Regions from separate parts of the Homo sapiens genome. Here region 1 is linked to region 2. A link is a loop called in an ENCODE intact Hi-C map of the cell type or tissue named here. Cell type or tissue: CD14-positive monocyte. All regions are shown on one strand. Links, peaks and the distances in the headings refer to the core of each region. The heading gives the core; the rest is flanking DNA.

What was found. Hi-C counts contacts between places; a loop is a spot of excess contacts. Peaks named below come from ENCODE experiments on the same cell type or tissue, not always from the same donor. Only the 100,000 strongest peaks of a DNase experiment are listed, where the experiment ranks them.
Region 1: it touches region 2 in a loop (1.8-fold over the local background); 8 of 110 quality-filtered maps call a loop at or near these places.

What each region holds. Positions count from the first base shown.
Region 1 is chr14:68,562,156-68,577,885 of GRCh38, forward strand. LOC124903335 (a long non-coding RNA gene) reads right to left here and starts at 3,095. Exons shown (of 3, transcript XR_007064226.1): 1 at 1-3,095. It also overlaps a transcript of RAD51B not described here. RefSeq lists enhancers at 7,124-7,636, 14,249-14,418. In CD14-positive monocyte, for the core only: no CTCF peak of the experiment used is centred there; a DNase peak (open chromatin) is centred at 6,976.
Region 2 is chr14:68,608,022-68,623,751 of GRCh38, forward strand. LOC107984016 (a long non-coding RNA gene) reads right to left here and starts at 2,531. Exons shown (of 3, transcript XR_943973.3): 1 at 1,924-2,531; 2 at 1,511-1,647. It also overlaps a transcript of RAD51B not described here. RefSeq lists silencers at 2,391-2,685, 11,295-11,486. In CD14-positive monocyte, for the core only: no CTCF peak of the experiment used is centred there; no DNase peak of the experiment used is centred there.

The DNA of each region.
Region 1 (15,730 bases), core at 3,043-11,042, 46 kb before region 2:
AGAGGCAACGCTTACAACGCATCAAATTTTCTCTCCAAGTGACCCTGCCTCACCAGACATTTGCAGCCCTTCCAGTGATACTGAAAGAACCACTCAACAGGTGGGGGCCAGATCTTTGCAACGGAAAATGCCACTTTTGAACGCCAAACCTCTGCCTGACGAAGGCTGTGTGATCTACAGGGTGAGACAGGGAGTTTAAGGTGGGAACCAAAGGCTCTTGAGCAAATGCAGAAAGGAAATGGACTTATGCAGAGGCCCATACAGCCCCCAGTCAACCCTGCCTTTGCCATGTCAGCTGTGGGGGATTTTGTGCTGGTCTCAGCCTCTGAGCGCTCTCTGCCTCAGTTTCCCTCTGCAGGGTGGAGCCAGCACCCACAGCCATGTTTTGGCACGTGGCAAACTAACTCCTTTTGTGTACTGTGCAGTCTTAGGAGTAATGAGGCAGCAATATTATTGTTAGTTCTCTGTTCTAATGATCAGCTGTGAGGACCTAAGCAAATGAGAGTTGCTATAGTGTTATGAAGAAAAGACCCTGACTTGTTAGAGTGGCCATTTGTTTCCCCACAGCTATTCATCCCCCTGGTGCCCTCATCACCAGGGCATATCTAAAAGATGCCATGCTAGATACCCATCCAGGGTATGGTACAGACATCACAAGGTAAGTATTCCAAGGCCAGAGAAGTGAAAATGTTCACAGCAGCTCTGGAAGAGAGGAACTCAGAAACCTCTGGGCACCTTCTGGATGGAGCCCATTGCCTCCACATCCAAACATGGACCATGTATTGCTACAAAGGAAGCAATAGTGTGCTCCACGGAAGGCCCGGGCTGCTGCCGGTCCCTCCAGAGTTCACGGCTGGGCATGATGAGACCAACCTCTCTCACCCTGGCCGCTTCTCTAGCCAGTGGGAGGGCAGAGGCTGGCAGAAAAGCCTCCGTCTGCCTTGTTGACTCTGCCGGGTTCAGAGAGGGCTTCACATTTGACTTGGCGAAGGAGAGAAGTTCTTTATTTCCCTCAGCCTCAGGTCTGCCAAGCCCAAGGCTGAGGTGAGCAGTTTTCTCCTCCGTCTCTCATTGCCACATCATTACCTGCAGAGTTCAATGAAAAGCCCCATCCAGAATGGGCCAAGCCGAGCCTGCAATGGGCTTGTTCTCTCCTCGGGGCGTGCTCCTTCTTCCCCTCCAGCTCAGCCTGCCAGGCCTTCCCAGTGATACTGCGAGCTGGGTTTTTCTTTCTTCCCGCCCCCCAAGTCCAGAGCCCAGTTATTTACCCAAAGAAAACAGGGAAGTGACAAGGTAACAGAGTACACATGTTGTGAAAATATGCAGGCTGGGGCTGAAGAAAAGAAAACATTCTTCCATAAGTAGCTGCCTTGTTAATTCATTTTTTTCTCCAGATTAGAACCAGCCATTTCTTGTGTGCCTTCAAGCACCTTCTGTGGTTTCCTGACAGCTGCCTGCAAGGGGTGAGATTTGGCTTGAAAAATGGGCCATCGGTCATGCTTCGGGGGAAGGGCAGAAACCAAAATTCCCAGATTGCTCAAATTCACTGCTCCTTTTCTAAATGGGAACGAAAGAGGGAGAGGTGGTGGGGAGAGGACTGTATAAACTCTGAGGCGTAACCTGATTTTCCGTAAGAAACGACAGCTCGGTAATGAGCAGTCCTTGGAACGTGCTTTTTTACCTCCTCTTGAAGTTGGTTTCCGATCCCTGGCAAGCCTGTGCTCTGCAGCCTTGAGTAACGGCCACAGGCCGATTCTCGGCAATTAAAAATAATATTGGCCCTGATAGAGAACTCTTGGGTGCTCCCCCACACATACACACCCTTTTCATTATGTGCCAAAGATCACTTTCCCAAACCTGTTTCGGAACAGCTGGCCGCACTAGAGGGCCTGCATGGGCTGGGGGAGGCTGGGGTTATTAATAGCATTTGCTCTGCCCGGTGTTTGGGGCAGGAAAGGGGTGATTTGCGTCTTTTTGGAAGGCTAGGCCCTCATCAGTTTGGGCCTGATTTTTCTGCGCTGGATCCTTTAAACCTCAGGGCCTACCAAGAATGGTTGAGAAAGCCTGAAGAGAGGCTCTCTGCGGCCAATATCCCTTCGGTACAAATCTTCGTGCTTCTCATTATTTCCCTCGTCAACAGTCTCCGTCTCCTTTGCAGCCTGTGGGTATTGGCCTGCAGCTTGGCTGGTCTCCTTTTGGGAGAGGTCATGCCGCACAGGCCTAGCCGGCCCCTGTTAGCATTGCTGTGGTGCTTTCTGTTAACGAGAGGCCACTGAAGCTGGGCGATGCCTCCCAGCAGGGGACGGGCTTGTGAGAAGGAGCTGCTTGTTGTTGCCCTTCCCCAGAGAGGAAGCCGAGTGCAGGCCTGAGCGGGCAGCTGGGGTTGGAGAAGCTTCACGATCCCTTACTTATGGCCACAGAGTTCATCAGCTTCCCACGACCAGCACCCATAGCCTTAACCCCGGGGTGGGTGGAAACTCTGCTATCTCCTCACAGGGCTCCCCACCACCACAAGGGCACCTTCCCAAGAGCCCAGGAGAGGGCTGGCTTTCAGGCCTGGTGTGGTGTTGATAATCAGGTCGGGTTGAGCTGAAATGGAAAACCTTGAGAGTGAGGTGGATGGTGGGCTCCAGGCTGGCATCTCCCACTGAAAGAGCCGGGTCGCAGAGACACACTCAACAAGTGCCAGTGGCCTGGCTGGCTGAGGGGACCTCAGAGCACCAGTGTTTGGGACCGGGGCTGGGAAGGCCCTGCCATCCACCCTAGTGACATCCGTCATGTGGCCACCAGGTTCCCACTGGGTGAACACAGCCTCTCCCCTCACTGAGCCAGATTCCAGCCTCCGGCCATAGGTGAAAGACAATTTCCGATTATTGTTTTCAAACATTCTACATCCAGCGCATAAAAACACAATAGTGACAGGAAAAATACACACACACACATACACACACACACACCCCACATGCACACAACACAAAGGTTTAAGCGCTCACTATAAGAAGGTCAGGGGACCCTTTTCTCATTCCAGTCCTTGATGTGGATCCAAGGGAAGCAGTGCCTTTGAAGTCAGCAGCAACCGCAGCAGGCTCAGCTGTGAGGGTGTGGACAGGGAGGCAGACAGGATGTGCTGCCTTATCAGGGCCCAATCTAAGGCCCTCCTGTAAGGACCAAGCTTCCTCCAGCAAAAGGTGACTTAGAGGTGTTTGTTCAATAATGCGAGGAGACTCATTACAACCCTGGGGCACTTGGGATCTGGCTCTCTCAGAGCCAAGCCTTTCTGTTTGGAGTTTTGCACAGCCCTTTAAGAGGAGACTTCAGAGTGAGACTCTGTCTCAAAAAAAAAAGAAGTTCTTTCTTACATTGAGGTGGAATCTGCCACTCCATGACTTTGATTCATTGACCCAGTTTTGCAATAATTCTCAAGAGCTGGGAAGAAGTATAGCCAGATTTCAATACCAGGGAGAGCAGGCAGAGAAAGAGAGCTAATCTCCTTTACCCCATCCTTGCTGCTGTCTCTGTCTCATGGTTGATTATTAATATATTGATTACATTTTGAACAGACTGACACTTGCTTTCACCCTAATGTATTTTCATGAAATACTTAACATCTTCATGTCAATATTATCTTATAAAACACTGCTGAAAAGGTGCATGTTGGAGAATGGTGTCTCACTCCATCCAGTTCTCCCAGTGCAACTGGGGAGGGTATCTGGATCTTTTCCCTGGAGGTGTCTGGCCACTCTCATCCCCGCCGGGCTCCAATGTGGCCACAAGCCACTCTTGCTGAAGGAAGTGTGTCTGCTTTTATACCTTGGGTATGTTGGGGTAGAAAGCTTTAGGACCATTCTTCTAGAATAAGGTAAACTTGCTCCCTCTTCTTGGTGCCAAGCCACCTCACTTCGCTGGGCCTTGTCACTCTTCACCCTCTCTCCTGATTTCTCCAGGTTAAGCAGCTCCAGGACTCATCTTTCTCTGTACCTGCTGAGAAACTAACTTTACATAGCTTTTTACTAGAATGTTTGCTCTGTGAGGTCGGGGAGTGTGTCTGTTTTCTTTACTGCTCTGTCCTCAGAGTCTACAAGTATTTGCTGAATGACTGCTGACTGGTTTCCCAGGTGTAGCTGACAAAACCCTATCTTCAGCTCTTACACTCTGTGAGGAAACTCTGGAGAATTAATAAGAAGGTGAACCTGGTCTATTTCCCATAGAATTGTCTGATTCATCCCCTTTGTTAGTAATTAGAAGAACAACGTCAAGGCCAAATTTCAAACAGCAAGTCAGCAGCAAATCCAGGCAAACCCCTCAAACTTGAGCACTGCTTGTCTTGTATGCCCTGTTATGCCAGCTTCATTCAAATGGTGACCTTGATCCAACTGAGGAAGCTCATACTCAGGAAGCACTATAGGATCTCATTACCACTGCCAGATTGACCACTGTCTTCTACAGCTCTGTTCATGGACAGTCCAGGGCTCACAGCATACACCTACCAAGCTGGGAGAAACCCCCCCGGTGCCTCAGTGACTGGGGGCATGCTTGGATTGCTTTTCTCTCTGAAGTCTCATCAAATCCCACTTTCATGATGTCACTTCTCAGCCCTAGAAGCTACAAGACTTCCTTGTGTTCTCCAACACCAAATCCCAATTTCTCTGCTTGGCTTTCAAGATTCTTCATTATCTGGCCCCAACTTGCCTATCAAACCTTCTTTCTTATTACTCTTCAATGCATTCTCTCTTCTACCAGCAATGGCCAGGCCATGGGTTTATTGCTTTCCCTGTGTATTTTGCTTACTTCTTTTTCAATATGCTTGTTTTGTTAATATCCCAAATAGGCTCATACCTTCTTTTTTAAAAATTCAACTTTACTGGCCGGCACGGTGGCTCACGCCTATAATCCCAGCACTTTGGAAGGCCGAGGCGGGTGGATCACGAGGTCAGGAGTTCCAGACCAGCCTGGCTGAGATGATGAAACCCTGTCTCTACTAAAAATACAAAAAATTAGCTGGGCGCAGTGGCAGGCGCCTGTAATCCTAGCTACTCGGGAGGCTGAGGCAGGAGAATCGCTTGAACTTGGACAGCAGAGGTTGCAGTGAGCCAAGATCGCGGCCACTGCACTCCAGCCTGGGTGACAGAGTAAGACTCTGTCTCAGAAAGAAAAAAAAAAATTCAACTTTATTTTTTAGAGTGGTTTTAGGTTCATAGCAAAATACAGCAGAAAGCACAGAGAGTTCTCATATACCCCTGTCCCCCAACATGTACAGCCTTTTCCTCTCTCAACATCCCACACCAGAGTGGTACATTTGTTACAACTGATGAACCTACACTGACATCATTGTCATCCAAAGTCCATGGTTTACATTAGGGTTCACACTTGGTATTGTATATTCTATGGGTTTGTTACCACATGTTTATATGGTAACACCATGTATCCACCACTACAGTATCATACAGAGTAGTTTTTCACTGCCCTAAAAATCCTCTGTGCTCTGTGTATACCTACTTTTTATCATCTGTTTTCTACCCCAGTCATCACGGACAATGCAAGTTCTACCTTCCTCACGAAGTCTTTCCCAGTGACTGTAATCTGCATAGATCTCCCTCTTCCCAGGATCCTTGCTGTACCCACAAGAAGAACACCCTTGGCTGTGCCATTATTGTCTCCTCCTTTCATATTAGCCCCATCTCTGTAAGTAGATTTTAAGCTCCTGGTACTTGGATTCTACCATAGTGCCTGGCCTGTGGCAGGAGTTCCATATGCAGGGCTGACATATTGCATAGTTCCAGGGGTCCCGTTCACATGATATGAATGGGGCCCCTGGAGTTACACAAGTTATAGCCCTGTCCATAAGTCCTTGGTGATTGAATAAAACTCATTCCAGGACCTGAAAAAGAAACAATTATTGTGATCATGGTTCAGTTCAAATCTTCAGGTGATTATTGAACAGCTACTATGTACTAACCACCAATGATACAAAAAATGAATAAAATGGCTGTTCCTACCCTCTGAGAAACTATAGTCTTGCGACACAGAAAGGTAAGCAAACAGATCACCATAATACAATGTGAAAAGTGCTAAGATAGAAACATGGGTAAAGGAGATGGCACTTGATGTGTAGCCTGAAGGATTCATAGGAATTTGCCAGGTAGGTGAGTGGGTGGAGAATATTCCAGCAAAAAGGGACATCATTGGCAAAGTGAAAATACATGGTACATTTCAGAGAGCTGCAAGTGGTACAGCTTATTTTCTGATGATAAAACCAGAAGCCCAGTGGTTAAATTGCCTGTGGTCCCCAAGCAAACCTGTACCAGACCATTGGCATGATAGGATTGTGTGTATCACCTGCACTTACTGCTTCTGGAATCAAAAAGAAAGAATAGAGCCCTATCTTTCCTGGCCATCCCTTGCTCTTCCAAGGGCTGGGTGGAGTTAAGACACAGAACTTCCTTGTATTTTTTTCATATACACTACCCTGTGTTGCTCTGTGCACAATAGGGTGTACCATTCAAGCAGTGGAATTGGATCCCTCTAGAACCCTCACTGGGCAACCTCAGGAACGGGCAGCCATTTTCAACAAGCTTTCCTTCAAAGCTTGCACTGTTTTTGGCCTACCTCATAAGTTCTTCTTCTTCCTCGTCCTCCCTTTCTTCTTCCTCTGCCCTCTCTTTGCCTTCTTTCTCATCTTTTTTGATATTTTGGATGCAAGAAGTCTGGTTAATTGATAAAACCCAGTGTGGGCAAAAATAGAGTTGTTTCTTCCCCCTGCATGGCTTCCTCTCCCCAACCCAGTTGCTAAGTGGTCATTGGCCACCATATTGGAATTTAGATGTGGCTGGGCTTCCACAATGCATGGTCCAATCTCAGAGTGTGTTGAAGGGCTTTGGGGTCTGGTTGGATAAAACAGCTGAGGCCCAATGTTGTGGTTCTTGGCACCTCTCATTTCCCCTTTCTGTATTTCCCTTCGGCATCATCAGCAGGATTTTGTTTAAGGCTTCTGGAGCTTGTCTTTGTTTCACCCGGGAAAGTCCCTGCAGGGAGAGCTAAGATCTCCCCGGAGGAATGGGCCAGAGCCCTGACCTCTGTCACCCAAATTGTTTAGGAGAAGCAGCCCCCATAGGGGTTAGGAGGGTGATCAATTGGCAACTTAAGGAGTAAAGGCCTCTCTCTCCCTCTTCTCCCTCTGCTTATTGTGCTCAGAAGGGCAACAGGGTCAGCAGCAGCAAACTGAGGGGCCAACTCACCACGCCTTGAAAGAGGCTCGTTTTGTGTTTCAGTAATGAGCGCTCTTTCTCCCCTTGGATGCACTCAAATTTCACAAGTTACAGGGAACCTGTCAACTGCTGTTTTCATTGTATGGGGCTCACAGGGAACTTGGATATAGGGCAAGCTTGTTTCAAAGAAAGCAGGGGAAAGAAAAGTCCTGAATAGCTGCAATGTGCTGTCATATGCAGATCACAGCCCCAGTTGCTATGGGACACCTCTGCCCGCAGAGAGGGCAAGATGCCGAACGTCCCTTATTGATGTGATTGCCTCCTTGGAGATGGGAATGCCCCTCTAAAAGGGCCAGGCTAGGAGCCGACAGCACCACGGGCTCTCGGGTTTGCCATGGAACCGGGCCTGAAGCAGCCTGCATCCCAGCAGCCTCTGCCTTCCCACTGGCTGTTCAGTAGGGAGCCCCCCAACCCAGGGGCTGAGGGAACAGGCCAAGCTAACCCTGGAAAAGTGAGGAGAGGCAGGTGGGAAGGGTCCCTTTTTGCGGGGCACAAGCCTTTGCTCATAGAAGGGCTACTGGAGGGCATGGTTGTGAACCAGGCCTGATGTTAAAGACAGGTTTCACCTTCTTTGTTTGTCTTGCCCTCTGAGAACACTTGGCAATAACATTCCTTTCCTGACAGGCTCATTTTGTAGCTGACGGACATTGTTTTCTTTCCCCTGTTTACCTAATGTGGCCCAGAGTAACAGAACAGGCTGTGCCAGCGAGAGAGGAGAGTGAGCCTCCCCAGTGGCTCCTGGGTCCCCATACCCAGGTCCCTCTGCCCTGAGCTCCTTGTCTTGCATCTGTTTGCCCCACCTGTGGGAACAGGGACTACCCAGAGGGCTGTCCTGCCTGGAATCAAGCACTGGCAGGACCTGGGTCAGGGGAGCCTGCGATTAGGAGAGGGCCCAGAATTATGACTCTCTCCCCGGGGTCATTTGACTGCAAGGTTAGAAGGCCTGAGATCAAACAAGGCTATGAGAAACCAGCCTTGTCACTTTGCATAGGATAGACCAGTGGGAGCCAAGATTGGAGGCATCTGAAGGTCACTGTAGGACCTTAAAAATACCAGGGGAGGGTACTGTGAGAAACAGATTCCCATCAACTGTTTACTAAACACTCTATGCTATTTAAAGGGACAAAGGCATGGCCAGGTCCTATCATCAGGGAGTCTAAATCTGGGGTCTGCAGCTGAGCCAGGAGGGGGGTCCAGTGCCCTTGGCAGCCTGCTGTAACCTTCTGACCCTCTGTGTCCAGCCCCCATCCCCATTTTTACCTCCAGCCAAGCTTCCCCCTATGGGGGTTAACAGGGTAAATACTGTCCAGGCCCTTCCCTCAAAGAAGCTGCAAATCTAGTAAGAGAATAATATGTGCGTATATGAAACTATAATTTAAGACACTGTGATCAATAACCTAAAGGGAAAGGCTCTGAGGACATCCAGGGGTCTTGGGCTCAAAGGCTGGAGCGCCACACACACACACACACACACACATGCACACACACACACATGCACACACACACACATCAAATCACATATTAGCTCGTGTCTTCATGAGCTTTCCAGTTTGCAAACCGCTCACACATACAGCATTTCCTTTAAACTTCACATCAGCCAGTGAAGGGGCTTTGTAAGCCTGACATGTAAGATCTAACAACCCTCCCAGAATGATAGAATTGGCAGAGGGGGGAGGCAGAGACTGTCAAGCAATGGCAAGTTTTCTGATTGGCTGGAACACAGGGCAGGTGACCCCGTGAGCTAAGGTGAAACAACCAGGCTGAAGGCCTTGCATGCTGCAGTGCTGGGTACAACCATGTCAGTTCAAACCAGATTCAATTTGGTTGGTTAATGTGCCCATTTCCCATTGCTGCCATACAAACTTAGTAGCTTCAACAGTACAAATCAATTACCTGTATAATCCTGGAGGTCAGAAGTCCAAAATGGATCTCACTGAGCTAAAATCAGTGTCGTCAGGGCAGTGTTCCCTTCTGGAGGCTGCAGAAAAGAAAGTGTTGTCTTGTTTTTTCCAGCTTCTAGAGGCCGCCCACATTCCTTGACTCATGGCCCCCTTTCTCTGTCTTCAGAGCCAGCAACATCACAGCTCTCCGACCAATCATTCTTCCATTGCCACTTCTCCCTCTGACTTGGATTCCTCTTCTGCCTCCCTCTTCTTCTTTTAGGACCCTTGTGATTACGTTGGGCCAGGACAATGTGCCTGTTTTAAGGTTAGCTAACTAACAGCCTTAATTCCCTTTTTCCTGTCAGGGAACATGTTTATAGGCTTCAGGAAATAGGCCGTGGACACCTTTGAGGGGCCGTTATTCTCCCTACCACATATAGTTAGTTGGTTGATTGTTAGTTGTTCAGTTATTGGTTGTTTGGTGTTGGATGGCTGTTTTTTGTTTGTTTGTTTGTTTGTTTTTTGAGAATCTCCTTGGCTCAGGTCCTCACCTGAGAGCCAGATAATCACGTTTGTTAAAAGAAGAGAAAAAATGAGAGTGAGCAGCCGCTAAGGGGAAGAAGGAGCTACAAGAGGCGGCACAGAAAGTGGACATCGATTTTATTTCGTTGTCCATCATTATCAATCTATAAAGCACAATCCCCAAAACTACAGCACATGCCATTCTGGGGAAATTTGTTAGCTCACGGACCCCCACAGACCCCAGTGTGTGGCTGTTTCATACGTCATGCAAACAGGCCCTTGGACTCTGTCTCATGTCCTCTGGCTTAGAAGCAGGGATGTTTGTAATCTACAAACAAAAGGTCGTCTGGCCAACCTTTTGAGATGTAATCTCGAATCCAGATATACTAGTGGGTTCCGCTAAGTGTCTATTGGTCCCCTAGTGTCTCTCAAACCCACGGTGGGCTTCAGTCTCTCCCAGGCATCAGCCCTAACCCTGTGGCATGGGCCCTGCCCAGCTGCCTCCCAGACGTCACACCTTGCAGGCTGGACTGTGTCAGCAGCTGCCTTGCTTTCCTTGCTGGAAACCTAAACCTGCTTTTTAAGGAGCCCCTCAAAACTCTTGAAATAAGATGTGGGCATTGCTCACTTGCCCTGAGCTGCCCCTTGCAGCTGGGGGGCTGCTTGGTTTGCTCTCTTGGCAAAGCCCCTTGTTTTTACTCTGCTGGGGCCCAACTCCTTCCTTCTCTGTTTCCTTGCCTGGGGCTTCTGATTCCAGTAAGCCACCCCAATAACTCCTGCGGTGCCCCCACGGCTCACCTGCCAAAGCCACTCCCACCTGATCCCAGACTATCCACTCATCCCTGGCCTGTGACTTGTCCCGACCTCCCAGTGGGTCCTGGCTTCTATCACTGACCTTCTAGGTGGTGACTTCAATCTTGATATGCTCTTCCCCTGCTGACCTTGACTTCCCATCTCCAAATTGCCAGTGTCATATCAATAGCATCACAGCATAATGGCTAATGCTTCTGAGCTCTTACTACACCTCAGGTACTGTACATGTTTTCGCTCATTTAATCCTCATCACAACCCTAGACAGAACCCTATGAAGAATGGGTAGTAGCCCATCTTACGCGTGAGGAGACAAAAGCACAGAGAGATGAAACAGCCTACCAAGGGTGCCACAGGTCATATGTGATGGAGTCGGGGAATCAAACCCAGGCCAGGGAGTGTCATCATCCCTCACATCTGGATTTCTGCTACAGTCACCTCATACTACTCTATCTTATTTCCAGTCAACTCCCAGCAGCCAGGGTGAACTGTATGTACAATGGATCATGTCCTCCACTGCTCAGAGCCTTCCAGCAGTTCTCACCTCACTCACAGCCTTCCAGCAGCTCTCACCTCACTCATAAAAGCCAGAGGCTCATGTGGCCCACAGGCCCACGTGGTCGAGCCCTGCTCCTTCTCTACCCCACCTCCTGCTGTGCCCCCTCGCACTCTCCTCCACTCGGCTGCACTGGACTCCTTACTGTTTCTCAGAGAAACCAAGCACATCCCTGCCTCGGTGTCCCTGTACTTGCTATTCCTTCCACCTGGATTGCTCCCTGCCTCCTCACTGCCCATACTTGGCCCATTCCTTTCTTAAGGAGAGCTTTGCTGATGTTCTGCATTTAAGAAACTTAAGACCTACCTTTGCCGACATCCCTACCCAAAGTCTTCCTATCCCCCTTACCTGGCTTTATTTTTCTCCATATATTTGTCACCAAATAACACATGAGAGCTACCTGTGTTGTTTATTATCTGTCTCTCCCACGGGGAATAAAGCTTCAGGAGGGCAGCACCCTTGACCACTGCTACGTATCCAGCACTGTGTAGGGCGCCTAGCAGGTCTTTGTTAAATGAGTGGATGAAGTCTCAGGACTCCCCTCAGGAGCCTAAGGTTCTGGGAGGCTCCAGACCACCATCCAACCTATATCTGTTCCTGGGCCACCAAGGGGGCAGGCCTTCCATTCAGCCCGCAGATGAAGACTTTAGCTTCACTTTGGTGCTCAGTTCCCTCTACAGAGCCCGGCAAACAAGAGCATGCAGCACATGAGTATGGGCTGAGCTTGAGCTTTTGTTCTCATTGACTGCTGTGTGTGTGGGGGTGTGGGTGTGGGTGTCAGTGTGTGTATGTGTGTGTGTGTGTGTGTGTGTGTGCTCACTCACATGTTGAAGGAACTCCATTGCTCTCCTCTCCACCCCCACCCCTACTCCAGCAAGCTGAGGGTGAGAAATAGCTACTTTTTGTTTGTTTGTTTGTTTGTTTTTGTTTTGTTTGAGACAGGGTCTCGCTCTGTCACCCAGGCTGGAGTGCAGTGGCACAACCTTGGCTCGCTGCAGCTTCAAACTCCCAGCCTCAAGCAATACTGCCGCCTCAGCCTCCTCAGTAGCTGGAACTACTACTGGCTTTTATTGGCTGCACGCACCAGCATCTCACTGTGTTGCCCAGGCTGGTCTCGAACTCCTAGGCTCAAGCGATCCACCCGCCTTGGCCTCCCAAAGTGCTAGGATTACAGGTGTGAGCCACTGCACCCGGCCACAGCTACTTCCTTCACTATCAGCACCACAGAACACATAGGTCTTAATTCTCAGCCCTTAAAACCCAGTCCAGCCCACCAGACATTATTTAAAAATAATCCAACTGAGACATCTTTGTGGATCTCTACCAAAAAGATAGCTTTGTCCTCCCACCCATTGCTTTAGCAGCCTGTATAGGGGCACCCAGAGGGCCAGCCCACCACACCTGGGGCCTCCACTTTGAATCCACCAGGCCCACTCTAATGGGACAGGGACCTTGGGCCAGCGAAGCAGAAATGTATTACTGCAACAGCCCCGTGGTTTCAGATCCTTGCAGTAGCAGGTTCTGGGCATGTGTCCCCATCACCCTTCTCCAACAGAAAATAGTTTATTTTTATTTTTTCATGGCTGGCAGCAAGGCAGCACCTGTGGTAACCTCGTTAGTCAATTCCAAGAGCTCCTCAGAGAAGGGGGAAAGCCTGCCAATTTAGCAAGGATTTTTGGTCTCCAGTAGCTATGAAGTGTGGGGGGGATTGGGGAAATAAGCCCAGGAGCAAGAGAGGTTGGGGATGAGCAGTCTTCTCATCCAAATCCACTCTGAGGTTAGAGAAGAGGAAAGCACGCCATTGACTGGTTTTCTGATTGCCTTCATACATCCAAGTATGTTCTCCACAATGACTTTTTCTCTAGTGGGAAGCCATGGAGATGGACTTAGATAATACCAAGTACCATTTCCTGCATGCCTTTTGCAGGCCAGGCATTGTGCCAAGCCCTTCAGATGGTGCTCCTCAGTGGGAGCTTCTCAGCCAGGGTTTTCTGTCAAAGATACTGACTCGACAATCCTAGAGGATATGGAGTTTATTTATTCCCAACTGGAAAGTGAGGGACTCGAGTCTCTGAGGGGTTAGGTGACTTTCCCAAGTTCTCATAGCTTCTAAATGGTAGGGCCAGAAATCAAATGCTGTCTGATGCCAAGGCTTACATGACAAGCTCCCTCCCTGCTCCCTGCTCCCCCTGCCCCTCATTTCTCTGGCAGTCACCAGATTTTATTTTCCCCAGGATGAGAATCTGTAAAGGTTTGGGGTCTGGCTGATTTGGACTGAAATGGGCTCTGTGGCCTCTTCCCTGGGTCTTAGGCCCCATTTGAAAAATTGAAATGGACCGTTGAATCCCAGAGCCTTGCGGCATGGTAGATTGTGAAATAATTCCATCTCCTCCCCTCTCCCTCCCCAACGCCACACACCCATGGTGAATGGGGATTCTCCCAATGAGGAAGGCTCAGCAACTCCCAGGGCCCCTGACCTGTTCATTCTAGAAGCTTCAGGAGCAGCAGTCCCTGCACCCAGGCTCATGCCCCAGTTGGCAGCCAAGTTCATCCTCTGGACACCAACATAGCTTCAAAAGAGTCAGTGTCAGAAAGCCTCATACTTACCTTACCGTTTAGGGTAGTTTTTATTTTGAAATACATATAGAAAGATATATTAATCAGGGTCCCAGCAAGAAACAGAGTTCTTTTCAAAAGGATTTGACTAAGAAGAATGTAGTGAAGGCACAACTTATAGATGGACGGGCAGGGTTCAGGGCAGCAACAGGAATGTTGAGGCACCCAGGAACTAGCAATAGTGGGAAGATGATACCAGCCCTCAGCCAAAGGAGCAAAGAAAGGAAATAGTGTGACTGGGGCCTGGTGAGTCTTGGCAGCATAGAGGTGGCCACCTGGTGAGAGCAGTGGTCCCAAGGGCCACAGTCCCTGCCATAGCCAAGCACCAGAGCAAAGAGGGAGCAGGGGAAGAGACACCCTCCTGACCTCCAGCCTCCTGCCTGTACCTCACATTTGCCGGACACAAAAGGAAGCTAGAGGCAAAGGAAGCTGGTGATTCAGCTCCTAGCACTCAGCCCCAGGGGTCACAGAGCAGGGCACCAAAGGGAAGAGAATGAACATGAAGGGAGAAGGCAAATGGAGAAAAATAAGCACAGGGGACACCTTCCTCCTTTTCGTGATTAGGATTGTTACCATTGCAGACCTGCCTGCCACCCCCAACCCAGAGGACCTTGAGGCTTTGGGGAATGAGAAGTAAAGCCCCCACTAGAAGGTTGAGGATGCATAAAGCTTAAAACCCTTGTTCTAGGGAAAGTGTCTTTGCAGCCTTTCCATGGCACTTAGTGAGGAATGAGTCTTGTTTCCAGATGGAGATGCTAAAGCATCCAGGCATGCCAGCCCTGGGGAATGCAGGGAAACAGTCTTAGGGATGGACCCAGGCCTTGGTACTTTAGAGCTTCTAGGGTATGAGTCATCTTTGCCTCTTAACAATCAGATCAGTGGTACCCTTCTGACCTCTGTCATTTGGCTGCACTGGAGGCAAGAAATGGTTTGGACTCACGCAGGGGCATGATGTTAGTAAGGAAGGGGTCAGAGGTGAACCTAGCTTGGGTGCTCCACCTCTTGACTCAGAGTCTGTGCTCTTTGATGAACTTTCTGTTACCTTGGGATCTTCTACAGCAGGTCCTGGTGTGCAAGTATTTCAAGATCAAGATAAAATATTTCATTGTGTTTTATTTAGGAAAAAAATGGTAGATGAAAGCGGAACCAACAGGGGCATTCCGTTTGTGGTTTGCTGAGATTCCCTGGAAAGCAAGCTTGGGAGGCCAGGGTCTGTCAGAACACAAGACCAATGTCTTCTCCAAAACTTGGATGAACAGAAGGTGCTTACAAGCTGACAGGGAGTTATGGGGAAGGAAGCAGAATTTCCAGTTTGGTTCCAAGTCTTTTCTGGTCTTGACCTTTAGCCTAAAAACAGAGGGCCCAGTTGTTCTCCATTATTACTGTAACTCAAAAGGAGACACATGGGTCCGGGAGAGAGTTGGGAGGCAATACTAGGTTTGCACGTTCTGAGTTCATGGACACCCAAGGAACTGCCCCTCCCTAGGATAACTAGAGCCAAGCCACTGGACCCTTCTCATCCTGTGGCCTTGTCTACAATTTTAATCATTTTGAAGATGAAGGTTTTGAAGATGAAGGCCCAGCCTCAAAAAGGAATAACCAAGAACAACCCTCTCTCCCTCCTTTAGTTTAGATGCTTCCACAGTCAAATGTAAAATTATTCATGTGCTTTTACTCATTATTCATCTGATTTTATGTAAAAAAAAAAAAAATGGAATCCTAGGCTGGTCACTGCATGGTGTTCTCAATCACAAGCCATGAGCCAGGGTTCAACATGCTCCCTTCACTTCAGACCTTCCTCACAACTGAGCCTGGATCCCACTCTGGACCTCATGATCCGCCTACCACGGCCTCCCAGCGCGCCCAGCCCCTGCTTTATTTTTCTATATAGCACTTATTGTTACCAGATACATTTGTGTTTATCACCTCTCTCATCACACACACACACACACACAGTTAAAGGCAGGGACTTGGTCTATTTTCTCAAAGTTGTGTCCCCGGCACTTAGAATCCTACCTGCCGTGGTGTACATGCTCAATAAGTACTTATTAAGTGAATGAATGGAGTCAGACATGTCC
Region 2 (15,730 bases), core at 3,630-11,629:
ATGAGGCCAAAGGTTCTGAGAGGCCTGAGAAAGGACACCTAGGTCTGCTGAGGGCGGTAGGCCTGAGGGTTGGGCACAGCGCGTGCCATGAGAGACCACCCCAGGTGCAGCTGGGCACCAGCACAGTCTCTCAGCTTCCCTGCCCTTCTCTTAGGCCTCCCCAACCCTCTCCAAACACCACATTTCCAGAAACTGCTGATGAAGAGCAAACAACTCCAAACTGAAGCTCACCAGGGAGAGAAAGAGAATCAAACTGAGCTGAACAAATTGCGAGTGGGGCGTCCAGCTGTGCTGTTGGCTTGTCTCTCTAAGAGGGGAAGTGCTGAGGGCCTGTCCCCCACCACCACCCCGAGTCCTTCCCTAGTGAGAGTTCCCTGGCTTGGGAGCACGCAGGAGATGCTCGGCTTCAGAGGGGCCTTGCTTGAGCGTGGTGAGGAAGTCCCGGGGCTGTGAAAGAGGAAATGCTGGACTCTCCCTGCCTAAGGGCCTGACCTAGAATGGGGCTTTAACCTCCCTGGAGGAGGAGAGCAGCTGCAGGTAGCTGGCGGCTGCAGAGTACTCCTGGGCAGGCTGTAGGGCCATGGGTCAGTAGCTGAAGGAGCCACCTTTCATGCCCTCCCCTCACCATCACAGTTCCCGGGCATGAAACTCAGGCATCAGCACCTCAGCCCAGGCCCTCAAGGAGTGGGGTTAAGTGAGCATGAACAGAGCAGGCCCCCTTTGCCTCTGGGAGCCTCCTGGCTTCCCAACAGGTGCTATCGCTGAATGAAGAGGAGGGCTGTCCACAGCAGTTTCCCCAGCCAAGGCTCTGGGCTCCAGCCCTGCTGGTCCCTCTTCCTCTGTCACCCATCAGCTCTGCAGCCGGCCCAGATACTCCCTTCTCCATGCTGTGGCCCCTCCTCCGGGGCCCCCACTTCTCAACCTCTGCACTGGTCTATCTGTCACTTACCTGCCTGGCTCCCTCAGACACCTCCAGCCATCTACCCTGAGACCTTGGCTGCTGATGTCCACTCTCTGGCCGCAGCTTCCTCCCTTCACCTGTTCCTTCTCCTGCTGTCACCCTGGCTCTTGTGCCCCCGCCTCTCCCTCTAGAAGCTTCCCTGGGCTCCCTTGCCCGCCTGATCTCAGGCATTCAGCACCCTCACTCTCAACTTTACTCAGGCCTGCCCCGAGGGCCCCTCATGGCCATCCACTGCATTCACTCCAAACCTTCGGCTGCCAGGCCCCAGAGGAGGTGCGGCTGCAGGCCCAGCACAGGCTGAGTCTGGCTCTCCCCTGAGGCCACTGTCAGTGGCCACTGTCACTCTCCTCAGATGCCCCAGATCCCCACCTCTACCTTCTACCTGCAGAATCTCTCAGCACGCCCCTTACTGAGCAGGTCCAGGCCTTCCCACAGGGCCCCTGGAGTCTCCTCTCACCCCCCTCAGAGCTCACTCACTCACACCACCACCCTTCCTTCCCTCGAGAGCAGAGGATGTCCCCACCTCCTTTGCAAAACTAACTTCCATACCTGGGTGCAAATGCAACAGCTCCTGTGTCTTCCACACCAAGTGGCCGCCGTCCTCAGCCTGGACCGGAAGCTGTGTGGCAGCAGGATCTCCAGTGCTTCCAGTGCACAGCCACAAGCATGGCGTCCTCTTCCTTGTCCTAAAAGGGCTTCCCTTAGATGGCTTTCTCTCAGCACACCATCTCTGCTCTTGTCCCCCGTATCACACACTTCTCACTGGGTCCTTTCACCTTCCTCTTCTCCAGCCCTGGCCATCGGCTGCTACTGAAGGCCATTCTCAGTGGCCCAGGAGCCAACCCCCTAGCTGCCTCCTCAGAGTTTCTGGGCTTCCCACCCACCCTTTGCCTCCCCTCCATGGGTTCTCCTGGTGACTTCCTGCCAGGCTTCCATTTTCTCTCCATCCCCGTGCTTTTTACCTGCTCCTCTGCTGGCCGGGCCTCCTCTCCCAGCACATCGCTTCTGTCTCTCTCCTCCGCGTCCACATCTTCAGCCAGTGCTTCCATGAGCCCCCGATTTCCAGCTCCCCAGATCCCCACATTTCTACCGGCCTACTCTGCTGGCCGTCTCTGCTTAGACACCCTGCAGAACTTCTCACGAAATTGAACTGATCTTCTCCTCCCCAAACCTCTCCTTGAGGCTGTTTGTCTCTTTCTGTATTTCTACCCTCCCCACTGCCCAGGCTCAAAACCCAGCATTCTCTTCATCTCTTTCTTCTCTGTCTCCCTGCATGTCTGGTCAGCCTCCGGATGCCTGAAGGAGCTTCTGCTCTATTTTTCAGATCCCTCCCACTCCGGTGTTGCTATCTGAATTCAAACCCTTTCCTTCTCCTCCCTGGACCTTACCTCTCAGCCTTTGGGCCTCGCTTCCCGTGGTCTCCCTGTCCTTGGACACAGAGCCCATCAGAGTGGCCTGTCTCCCTTTCAGAAACCCATATGAGCTCCACATGCATGTGGCTCCCCTGCCAGGAACAGGCCTCCCTGTCCTCCCGTACAACCTCACTGCCGCCACTTGTCACTCAGCAGATGTTGCCTGAGTCCCTGCCATGTGATATGTACCTGTGCTCACACCATAGCCACCTGCTGCTCACTCCCAGAACTGACCCTCTGCACCTACCCAGTCTTCTGGTCCCTCTTTTTGTTCGCCTGTTTTATCTTCCAGAGACACCTCCTGTTCTTTACATCCATTTCCACCCATCAGCACCTTATTCAATCGTACTCAAGGCCTACCTCCTCCAAAGGTGAAACCAATTTCTCTCCTGCCTCATTTTCCCTTAAAATACTGTTCATTCCCTATTATAACCACATCTGAATGTATATGTGTGTGTGTGTGTGTGTGTGTGTGTGTGTGTGTGTGTGTGTCATCTCCCTAGTTGTGTAACCCTGCAGGCCATGAACAGTTATTATTCAATGTTGTTTCCTACACATCTTTAATAAAAGTTTGTTGCATTTAAATCTGATCTTATTCTCTCATTTCACAGTTGTTAGAACTGTGGCCAGAGTCAGCCCCAGGTCAGAATGCTGGTCAGCAGCAGACTCACATCCCAGCCCTACCTTCCTGATACCTGATGTGGTGCTCAGAAAAACAAGGAATCCCAGGCTGTTACCCAGTGTCTCCATGTGCCCTCCACAGATGCACTCAACTGTCCTCTCTTCTGCTCTTCCTCCTACAAACTGGGCAACTGGAATCAGAACAGAGACTTTGGATGAGCATCCAGTGTAACCCAGCCTAGTTTTTCACCACGACTTCCAGATCTACATTTAACATCCGACAGCAACTATAATTCTACTTTCTGAACCTCCAGGGAAGTTGCTTCCTTGTCCCTTTCAGCAAAGGATGTCATGGTTTTACAATGTCTCCAGTGAAAAAGTTCTTCTTCTCTACATCTTCCTCCCACTCCTACAACCCTTGATCCCCACGTGAGATCTCATTTCCTCCAGCTGGGTCTTCTGCAGAGTGATTAGAGCTTCTGCCCTCCTTGCAGCATCTCTATTGTAAAAGGATTGCTGAAGCTTATTAAGCCTTGCAGCTCCTAGGAGGAAAGGTACCATATAGAAATAAAACAAATCAACAAATTAGTGTGTTTTGTAGAAGTTGAATAGGACTCCACCTATCTGCATGAGTGTGCACACTGTGCAGTCGCACAGGCAGTCTCAAATGGGAATTTGGAAAAAGCTAAGCTTTTTCACTTGAGAAAGGTTTACATATTCTTTGCACCTGGGCACACACAGCACAGGCTGTTCTCAGGACTCCCACCAGATTAGGCCTGGGACATGACAGAGCCTGTCAGGTCCACGTTTGCTTTCCAGTCTCCTTGCTTCCAGTCTAGCTGTGGCCTGACTCCAAGTCCAGTGTAAGATTTTTTTTTTTCAGCAATAAGGAATCGGTTCATTCACCTGTACGAAAACCAGTGGGAGGATCATGCATAAGGCTCATATCCTTGCTGTGAATTTCAAAGGACTGGCTAAGTAAATAAAATTATCATGCCAACCTGAGCTGGTATAGATTGCATTGATTGCTGCTAATAGCCAAAATGGACATTTTAAAAGTGCTCTACACTGCATTCTACACAACTTGGGACAGAAAAATAGCTGTTGCTCTTAAGGAGCTGATGGTCTCCTTCAAGGGTAAGCTGGAACAGGCTGACCCAGGAAAAGGCACTCCCAGTTGAATGCTTTCACTTGCGTGGGAAGTCCAGCTGTCTCAATGGGGCCCAGGAGACAGACTGACGAGGGACGAATTCCTGTGTTTGGGACTGGGCTTGAAAAGTCTCCTGTTTGTAACACTCAACTTGTAGAAGAGCAGAAAGAATTTCCAGCTGTCGACAGGATGAGGGGAGCCCTCCTGATTCTGTCTGGGGATGTGTTTGCACTCCAGAATCTGCTATCCTTCCTCTTGCTATCCTTCCCGGCTACCACATGAAACACCTGGTCCTATGGGCCAGCTCTGGAACAAGATGACTCTTTGCCATCAAGGAATACAAGTGGCCAAAGGACAAATATTGTGTGATTCCACTTACATGAGGTACCTAGAGGAGTCAAATTCACAGAGACAGAAAGTAGAGTGGTGATTACCAGAGGTTGGGGTGGAGAGAGGGGAACGGGGAGTTAATGTTTTATGGATACAAAGTTTCTGTTTTTCAAGATGAAGAAGTTGTGGAGATAGATAATGGTGATGGCTGGACATCAGTGAGAATGTACTTAACACCCCTAAACAGTACAGTTAAAAATGGTTACAGTGATAAATTTTATGTTACGTATATTTGACCATAAAAAGGAAGGAAAAAAGGAAAGAAGGAAGGAAGGGAGGGAAGGAAGGAGGGAGAGGGGAAGGGAGGAAGGGGGAGGGAGAGAGGGAGGAAGGAAATGCAAGTGGGAACTCAGCCCTGGTCAGAGCACTGCTGGGAAAAGATAGGTGACTCTTTATCTTGCTGTAAAGAGAGGTGTGTTTGTGTGTGTGTGTCCCTGCAGGAGTGAAAATGGACCCACAAACCACATGGTTAATGAGGTGAGCATACTGGACCAAGCTATTTAACATCTGGGCCTGCCCCATGACTAATAGTCCAGGTCATTCTGCATAATGCAGACCAATATAAGATTGTTAGTGGAGGCCAGGCGTGGTGGCTCACGCCTGTAATCCCAGCACTTTGGGAGGCCAAGGTGGGCAGATCACCTGAGGTCAGGAGTTCAAGACCAGCCTGCCCAACATGGTGAAACCCTGTCTATACTAATAATACAAAACAATTAGCCAGGCATGGTGACTCACGCCTGTAATCCCAGCTACTTGGGAGGCTGAGACAGGAGAATTGCTTGAACCCAGGAGGTGGAGGTTGCAGTGAGCCAAGATCACACCATTGCACTCCAGCCTGGGCAACAATAGCAAAACTCTGTCTCAAAAAAAAAAAGATTGTTAGTGGAAGTTGTTCTTTTTTTCTTTTTTTTTTTTTGAGATGGAGTCTCACTCTGTCACCCAGGCTGGAGTGCAGTGGCACGATCTCAGCTCACTGCAAGTTCTGCCTCCCAGGTTCATGCCATTCTCCTGCCTCAGCTTCCTGAGTAGCTGGGACTACAGGAGCCCACCACCACACCCGGCTAGTTTTTTTGTATTTTTAGTAGAGATGGGGTTTCACCGTGTTAGCCAGGATGGTCTCGATCTCCTGACTTTGTGATCCACCCGCCTTGACCTCCCAAAGTGCTGGGATTACAGGCGTGAGCCACCCTGCCTGGCCAGAAGTTGTTCCTTAAATGGCTAAGAGCCTTCATAATATTCTTGGGAGGGCGAGTGGCAGCCCATTTCTCCATAACTTGCTCAGAAGCACATTTTAGTTGTTTTAAGAATGACTCGATTTTTGGAGTCAGAGAGGTTGGGGCTAGAGTTTAGGGCCTGCTGTTGTGTGGCCATTCAGAACGCCCAATTTAAATCTAAATGCGTAAAATCAAAAGAGTGGTGAATGTGAACATGCTTTTTTATAAACTGTAAAGTGCCTCACTGTGATCCTTTATTCTTTCAATTCAGCCTATGAGTGCAAGTTAGCAATAGACTTTAAAGAACTCATACTGCAGGAAAGTAAGCATAGATACTAAAATACAAAATTCAACCTCTACTGCCTATGACACGATTTTTCAGGCCTCAGAGGCAGCCTGGTAGCAACCACAGCTAAGAACAAAGGTCCTAAGAGCTGGACTTTTTGAAAAAATAGATTCTGTAGCCTTTGTAGGGAGGAGTTGGTCTGAGTTGAACCATATTGCTGAGAAGAGTCTCTCATTAAGCCTTTATCCATTATCAACACTGGGGCATAAAATCATTTATACCAAATACTTATTTTTTTAATTGAGATATAATTGACATACCATAAAATTCACCCTCTTAAAGTGTACAATTCCATGATTTTTAGTATATTCACAAAATTGTGCAATTATCACCATTATCTAGTTCCGAATATTTTCATCACCCCCAAAAGAGTCTCCATATGCATTGGCAGTCACTCCCCATTCCTCCTTCCCCTTTCCTCTGGCAACCACTATTCTACTATCCATCTCTATGGATTTGCTTATTCTGGACATTTCATATAAATGGAATTATACAATATGTGACCTTTTGTGTTTGGCTTCTTTCAGTGAGCATAGTGTTTTCAAGGTTCATCCATGTTGTAGCATGTATTGGAATGTCATTTGTTTTCATAGCTGAATAATATTCCATGGTATGGATAAACCACATTTTGTTTATCTGTTCATCAGTTGATGCACATTTGAGTTGTTTCCACTTTCTGGCTAAAATGAATAATGCTGCTATGAACATTCATATACAGTGTGTGTGGACATGGATTTTCAATACTCTTGGGTACATACCTAGGAGTAGAAATGCTAGTCATATGAGCAATTGACCTAGCTTTCTTGGAGTGCACTGGCATGATCTCAGCTCACTGCAACCTCCGCCTCCTGGGTTCAAGCGATTCTCCTGCCTCAGCCTCCCAAGTAGCTGGGACTACAGCTGCATGCCACCAGGCCCAGCTAATTTTTGTATTTTTGGTAGAGATGGGATTTCACCATGTTGGCCAAGATGGTCTCGATCTCTTGACCTTGTGATCCACCCGCCTTGGCCTCCCAAAGTGCTGGGATCATCTGTATCCTTACTGGTTTACTGATTTTTCTGACTATTTGTTTTATTAATTCTTGAGAGAGGAATGATGAAATGTATATATTCAAACTATGACTGTGGTTTTGTCTATTTCCTCTTTAACTTTTGTCAGTTTTTGATTCATATATTATGAAGTTCTGTTAGCAGGTACAGAAACATTTAGAATTGTTAAATCTTCTTAAATTTTTCTTTTTTTTTTTTGAGACGGAGTCTCGCTCTGTCGCCCAGGCTGGAGTGCAGTGGCGTGATATCTGCTCACTGCAAGCTCTGCCTCCCGGGTTCACACCATTCTCCTGCTTCAGCCTCCCGAGTAGCTGGGACTACAGGCGTCCACCACAACGCCCAGCTAATTTTTTGTATTTTTATTAGAGATGGGGTTTCACTGTGTTAGCCAGGATGGTCTCGATGTCCTGACCTCATGATCTGCCTGCCTCAGCCTCCCAAAGTGCTGGGATTACAGGCGTGAGCCACTGCACCTGGCTTAAATTTTCCTTTTTGTCACTATGAAATTGTCTCTCTTTATCTCTGGTGCTATTCCTTGTCCTAAAGTCTTCTTTTTTTATTATTAATATAGCTACTCCAGCTCTCTTGTGATAAGCATTGCACAGCATATCTTTTTTCATTCTTTTACTTTTAAACTATTTGTGTTTTTATATTTAAAATGAATTTCTTGCTTTTTAAATCCAGTCTGATAGTGCCTGACCTTTAATTGGGGTATTTGGACCATTTGCATTTAATTACAAGTACATGTAACATACATGTTTGGTTTAGGTATGTCATCTTACTATTTGTTTTCTACTCATTCCATCTGTTCTTTGTTACCTTTTGCATCTTTCCTTGCCTTCTTTTGAAGTGAGGGTTCTTTTTTGTTATTTCATTTTATCTAGACCATTGACTTTTAGCTACATGCTCTTGTCCTTTGTGCTATTGCTGCTATAAATTTTATTTCTGCATATGTTATGAACTCTACAGTACTTTATTATTTTTGCTTTAATATTTTAAAGAAATTTTTAATGAAAAATTTTAATATTTATCCTCATGTTTCCCATTTCTGGTGCTCTTCATTCTTTTGTGTAGATCCAAGTATTATTTTCCTTCTTTGTAAAAAACTTATGTTAACATTTCTTTAGGGTAGATCTGCTGATGGTGAATTGTCTAAGCTTTCATTTATCTCAAAAAGTCTTCATTATATCGCTGGATACAGAATTTGATTTGTGTATCATTCAGTATATCAAAGAAAGTATTCCATTGTCTTCTGGCTTGCATTGTTTTGATCAGAAGTCTGCAGTATTTCCTATACTCTCTATGACACTATAAAATACAGCTTTTTTCAGACTACTTTTAAGATTTTCTCTTTATTACTAATTTTAGTAATTTATTATGATGTACTTTGGTATGATGGTGTGATTTCCCTTGCTTATTTTGATTGGGGTTCATTGTGATTCCTGGATCTGTGGTATTTATAGTTTTTAACAAATTTGGAAAATTTTCAGCCTTGATTTTTGTCAAAAATTTGTTCTCCCTCTTTTTTCTTTTTCAATTATACATATGTTAGACCACTTGATATTGCTCAAGGATTGATGGGACTTTGTTCATTTCTGGGTTTTTTGTTTTGTTTTGTTTTGTTTTTGAAGTCTTCTTCCTCTTGGTGCTTCATTTTGGATAGTTCCTATTGCTGTTTTCAGTTTTACTTTTCTCCTTGTAGCATCTAGTTTGCTTTGAATTTCAGCCACTGACCTTTCATTTCAGATATTGTCTTTTCCACCACAAGAAGTGCATTCTTTCCTCATTTTATGTATGTTTTTCTTAAAATCCTGGAGTATATTTTGCCTACTTAAACAGCTGTTTTAACGTGCCTGTCTGTTCATTCTGTCTTTTCAACTCTGTCATTTTCAGGCATGTTTCTATTAATTGCCTTTTTTCCTGATATGGGTCACATTTTTCTGCTACCTGGTGAGTCTAGTAATTTTTGCTTAGATGTTGGATATTTTAAAGGTTACATTGTTGAATGTTTGTATATTTTTAAATCCTCCTTTAAGGAGTATTGAGTTTTTATCCAGCAGGCAGTTACTTATGGATAAGATTATTCCTTTAGAGGCTTGTTTTTAGCTTTGTTAGAATGAACCTAACGTTTCTTTTATTCTAGGGATAGTTCAGTCTTACTATCTGCATATGAACCTCATTGGATCTCTACTAAATGCCCCAGCTGATCAAGCTGGTTGATATTTTTACATCTCAGAATCCCATGTGAACTCTGAAATTTTCAGCTTATAGCTTCTGGTCATTCTTTGCCCAGACTTACAAAGCTTCACTCTGGGTATGAACATCTTAGTATTAAGCACTCAACAGGGCACTTGTGCAGATTTCTGGAGCTTTTTTTACATGGTCCCCTCTTTTCTAGAATTCTGCCCCACAGTTTCCAACTACAGTCTCCTTGACCTTCATTTCTGTATTTTAACTTAACAAGACTACCATACTGTGCTTGGGATATTGTTTCCCCTGCTGTAAAGTCCAGAATGTGCCTCCAATCAGAAACTGTCATGATCATTTACCACATGTATTTTCTTTATCTCATGGGTCATAGTTCTGCACTGTGTGTTGTACAATATCTGAAGCCGTCAGTACATTTATTTTGTTGTTTTCTAGTTTTGGTAGAGACAGGGTTTCACCATGTTGGCCAGGCCAACCTCTATATTTTTCATCCAGGCCTGCGGGGTCATCCTCTTTGGCTTCAAATCCCAAGGGATACAGGGGGAGGGTAAATCTGGATCCTGTTGCTTTGTCATGGCCAGAAGCAAAAATCTTAAGAACAGGTTTTGATAAAGAAATGATGAATGATAGCAGGCAGGCCCAGAAACTAGACCTGATAACCTGGCTGGGGGTTCCAAGATATAAGGAAGCAGCAGAAAAACTCTAGCATCTGCAAGCCATGCAGGAACAGGTATGGCAATGGAGACAGAGGCAAAAAATTTTGGAAATTACTACAAACAAATCTCATCTGTGTTCCCAGGTGGCTGGCTATCTTACATTTGCTCTCCAGATTCACTCGCCACCCTTTGGCCTGTCAACCTGTCTAGATTGCATCAATGGGGCACCATTGACCTCTAGTTTCTAGTTGTGCTCAGGCAAAAAGAGACACAAACAGGAAACTACAAGACAGAAAGGATGTTTATTCCCCTAGATCCTTTCCTGTCAAATCACTGTGAATTAGTTTTGCCCCTCTACCAAAAGTTGCACTGTCACCATCCTATTGGGAGGCCCTCTCCTTACAGGTACTCTCTGTGGATTCTCCTAACTATTCCTTCCTCTTGACCCTTTGGATTTAGGGAGGGTAATGCCTCTTCAATGTGATTAAGCTTAAAGTATTGCACCTTCCTTTGTTAGTTCCCCTAAATCCTGTCCATAGCTTGATAAATAATCCCTTCATTAAATTCTCCTCTTTTTCCCCACCAGAATTCTAACTGATACTACAGGGTTGTTGATGCTGCCTCTAAATGTAAACCATCTACTGCCCAGTAATTGTAAGACCATAGGCAGATCACTTTACTGACTCTAGCCTCAGTTTGCCCTTAGCCTAGCCCTGACAACTTGAGCCTAGCCCTGACTACTTGAGAAACTCAAATTCAGGAGGCTGTACCATAACAGCAGACCTGAGGAAAGAAGTGCCCCCTCCACCTTCCCTACCTTTTTTTTTCTTTTGTCCCCCATTCTTAGAATTCCTAGCTCAGCTGCTCTGCTTCACAGGCTAACCCAAGTCTTTTCCTCTAGGTCTTAGCCACAGATATAGCCTGGTCAGTGCTAAGAGAGGAGGAGGCCAGATAAAGACCACTCACGTAGAGACAACTATCATTTGGGGATCATGCTCAAGGTCAAGTTCACACAAGCAACTCAGCTTTTAACCCTAGCCAGTAGGGCTTAACACACAAGGGACTCTTTTCCCTCCTGACACATGCTCCCTGGAGAAGATTTATTTTTTTATTTTTTAACTAGAAAGACAAATCAATAGAATGAGTAAATTAAAAAGTTAAAAGGCTGGGCGTGGTGGCTCACGCCTGTAATCCCAGCACTTTGGGAGGCTGAGGTGGGTGGATCACGAGGTCCAGAGATCGAGACCATCCTCGCTAACACGGTGAAACCCCATCTCTACTAAAAATACAAAAAAATTATCCAGGCGCCTGTAGTCCCAGCTACTCAGGAGGCTGAGGCAGGAGAATGGCGTGAACCTGGGAGGTGGAGCTTGCAGTGAGTGAGATCGCACCACTGCATTCCAGCCTGGGTGACAGAGTGAGACTCCATCTCAAAAAAAAAAAGAAAAAAAAAAGTTAAAAGATAGAGATTTTAAATAAAGAAGGAAAAGTCATGAGTTTTAAAAGGTTAGTCCTAAGGTCAAGGAAGCAAGTTAGACAGAGTCATTTACTGCAGCCTCCCCCAGGCTGAAGCACATTTAGAAATGGAAACCAAAGGTATGGTGGAAGGAATCCATGAGCAGGAGGAGTCAAAGAGTTGGTGACAGTCTACTCTGAAAGACATTAGGCCACAACGAACATATAACCTCTCAGGCAAACATCCCCAGATCCCTGTCCTAAGAAAGGGAAAATGAAATGGTCTCCCACCTTTCTGTGAAAACCCATTAAACGTACTTGCCTTCCTGAGGAGGTTATTTTCTGCATAGTGCACCTTTTCTGTCTTCTCCTTAATCAAAGGGACACTTAAGTCCCCTTTTGAGGCTTCTAATGTGGCAAGCCTATTCAGTCTCCAAGGTTGATGTTTTTCCTAGACTTTCACTTGATCCTTGCCCCAAATATAATGTACCTTTCCCCTACCCATGTTGTGACTCAGTACCAAAGCCTCCAGGGCCACTACCCCGGGGTTAGCCTCTCTCTCTCTCCCTTTCCTTCCAGGAGTCTTTCCAAGATCTGAGGTAAGATTGATGCTTCTCTGGGAATCAGACCTCCTTACCCTTCCTCTTGCATAGGCTTAAACATGATATTGCATCTTTCTTTTAGAGAAAAAGTCTATATTTTCTTGTTATTTATTATCATTAAAGGCAATACAGGCTTACCCAAGAACTAGGCAGGTTATTGGACTGGATCTACCCAGGAGTCCAGAGATTCCCAAGTGAGTCAGCAGACGCCTGAGATAGTAGGGGCCTAAGAATAGCAACCTTCCCTACAGCCTCTGCGTGACCCCTTCTGACCTGTCCCCACCATGGGTAGCTGTTGTAATCTGACTCACTGTGTCCCTCCAGACAGCTCTGGTTTCTGATAAGAACCTTCCATGAAAGAAGAGCCTTGCTCACTTCTGCACTAGCTGCTCACATTATTGGTTCAAGGCTTAGAGAGTATAGTCCTTTGACCCCTAACCCTTGATCCTGGCCCCAGTGAACTATTCCTACTGGGCATAGGAAGAAATGCCTATACCTGACATTTTTTACTGAAGGGAGAGCAGAGACAATCTACCCAATGATTTGCTATTGTTAATTAATACCCCAAATCCCTAAGTAGGAGTGACTGAAAGGCTTAAGGCCCTTTAACTCTTCCTATTCTCAAGTGAATCTAAAGTTTATTTTCCCTATATCCTTTAATCATGTTTCAGGTCCTCACCTGTCTGTCCACAGCCTGAATACAATTGGTCTGGGATGGGATTTGGAAAAAGCAGACACAATGCCTTGTAGTTGATGAGTGGCAGCTCGGGAGTTTCTGTAAAGGAGAACCTATGGATGGAATATTGGCTGATACAGGAGCCAGGGGGTTTTCATCAGGCTGTTTTGTATAGTAAACACTCTATTTTTCCACTTAGATTGCATGTTTATTTACTTAGAAAGACTTTAGGGGAAGCCAATGGAGACTGGAGGGGACGGGGCAAGGCCCTCCCAAACCACTCCTTGGCAATCCCTGCCTAAGATGGCTTAACCCCTCATTGGATTCTCTCACTTCTCACTTATTTTTCCTTCCTTTATCATTCATTCAATCCTGGGAATACCACGCTTATTGTTTCATTCATCCATCCACCCACCTGTCCATGCATCCATCCATCCATTCATGATGGCAGCTCCTTCTCAATGGAAAGCAAAAGCCCCTTGCCAGAGAGAACCTCTATATTTTTCATCCAGGCCTGTGGGGTCATCCTCTTTGGCTTCAAATGCCAAGTGATGCCCAAGGGTGCTGATGGTGTCACTGCACTTCTCCACAGCCACCTTTCTTCTCTTGCCATTCTCTCCCACTCCTTTCTCCTCTACTCTTAAGTTCCTTTTTTCTCTCCTTTTCCTTTCTCCACTGTCTATGCTTTAGGCCTACCCAAGCCACTGTGGATATTTTGTAGCCATTCAAAACTAAAAAGGGCAGCTGAGCCCAATTCCAGAAGAGTTGATAGCTCCTGGCTCCTGGATCCTCCATGACTTCAGCTACCCGCTGTTTCCCTGGGGCAGAGCTAAGCTGGACTTCTCCTTACTGGCCCCCAGGGTCTGGGCTAAGGCCACATTGGGGCCCCAAGGACATCAAGTCTTCAGGCTGGAGCTTTCTCCTACGGGAGAAAAAAATAAGCTCCCAAAGCAGAAAAAGTTGTCTTTTCTCCTGTTGCTATTGGAAACATAACAACAAAGCCAAGATGTAGTGGCTTAGCAAGAATAAAACAAGCTGTCAGCAGCCAGGGCCCAGCTGATCTCCTCAGTGGTGACGTGGGTTCTGTGCACAGTGACAATGAGTGTAATTGAACCCAGAGCTTTGGGGTGCAGGAGGCAGGCCAAGCAGCCCCAACGCCACTCCCCTTTCCCATGTCACTCATGCCTCTGGTTGGGGGTGGCAGATGGGTCAGCACAGGCCCACAGAGGGTTCCTCTTCATGTCTTTACTTCTCTCCTAAAGAGGGATAAGCCTGGAACCTGGGCACCTGGAATGACTGGGCAAGCATGCCTCTAACCTGGCCTCCATTCCTGAGCTCCAGTTACCCTGTTACCATCCAGCCCCATCTGTTCTAGAGTCACTGCCTTTAGGCTGGAGGGACCTTGGCAATCGTCTGGTCCTGGCTGTCTCAGGAGCAGAATCCTCACTTGGGATTAGACCCTTCACAGACGCCAGATGCTCTAAGTACAGGGGCATCATGGAGGAGGAGCCATTCTGACTTCCAGTATACTTGATGAGGAACAACTGATTCAGTCAACCCATATCATCTTGGGTCAGGATTGGTGCTGATTCATTTTGATTCCTGCAGGCATGGTCTCTCTCCTCCTGAAGCTGAGTCTAGTGGGGAAGACAAATATGGATCAAGTAATTAAAGCGGGAGGCTGTTTACCAAAAGGGAGTTCTTAGGAGGTCACAAGTCTAGGAAGAGGGTGGTCACGGAAGGCCTTTCTGAGGTGATGGCATTTAAATTAAAGGCAAGAGTGCATTTCTGTCACTCACTTCCTCACCCCCAGAGCCTAACACAGGGCTGGCACATGGTAGATACTCAGTTGTTTCATGAATGAATGAATGAATGGGCAATGAACAAATATCTCTACATTTCCTGATAGCCCTTGGTGACTTACAGGATTTGATGCTGGGTCTATTAATGTATCCATTTACAAAAAAAAAAAAAAAAAAAACTGGATGTCACGATTCCTCCTGAGGGCTATTTGTGTTATGGACGTGCTATGTGCTGTTCATTCAATTTTAGAGGTGTTTATGCTGGGTCACAGCTGGGGAAAACGATACCCCTGAGATCCCGCAGGGAGTCTTCTAGACTCGCCCCCTCCTGACACCCTCAGACTGCACCATGGAGAACTCTGTAAATTAATTCATCAAAGTGAGGAAGGCAGGCCCCTTGACAGGTGACTGGATTCAGATCTGAAAGCGGAGACAGGTTAATACTTCCTGTGCCCAGATGTCCTAACCACAGACCCAAGCTCACGGGAGGCAAGGGGAGAATAGCACCACGGACCTACCTTCTTTTTCTCATAAGAGGGTGAAGGGTTCTTGGAAATTCCCCTAAAGCATTCAAATGAGCAAATCCAGGGCTGTTTGCTGTCAGGTTTCTGGGCAGGATTATGGGCAGACTGACCAGCTGTTCCCTCCCCCAGGACTGCCTTAATTTCCAAGCCCTACTTCTCAGTCCCAGGGAAAGTTGGCCCAGCTATAAAATGCCCTGAAACTCTCCCAGAACTCAAAACATACCCACAGTACGGTGTCACTCTTGGGGAACCTGTCCGTAATGAACAGCAACAAGCATCTTCTTTCCCTTCCCTCTCCAACACGCACCTTTCCAAGAAGAGAAATGAGAGCTAGTGACATTGAGTATAGGCAAGGCCACCACATATAGTTTCACAGGCTGTTCACTGCAAAAGGCCAACATGCATAGAAGGCAGATGGGGGCTGAAATTCAGCCTGCACTCATCCTGCCAAGCTGTGCCCTGGCATGGCTGTATCCACAAAGAGGAAGGGGTGCCTTTTCTAACTTGTACATAGGTGCCATATGGGCTAGTAGTGACCCTGGGTGGAGAGCCCAAAGAGTGACATCTGGGGAGGAAAATAAGCCAATCATTCCCTTGCTACCACCTAAACATTCTAGCCAGGTGTTCCTCAAGTGATCAGATATGCTAATAAGGCAGACTTCT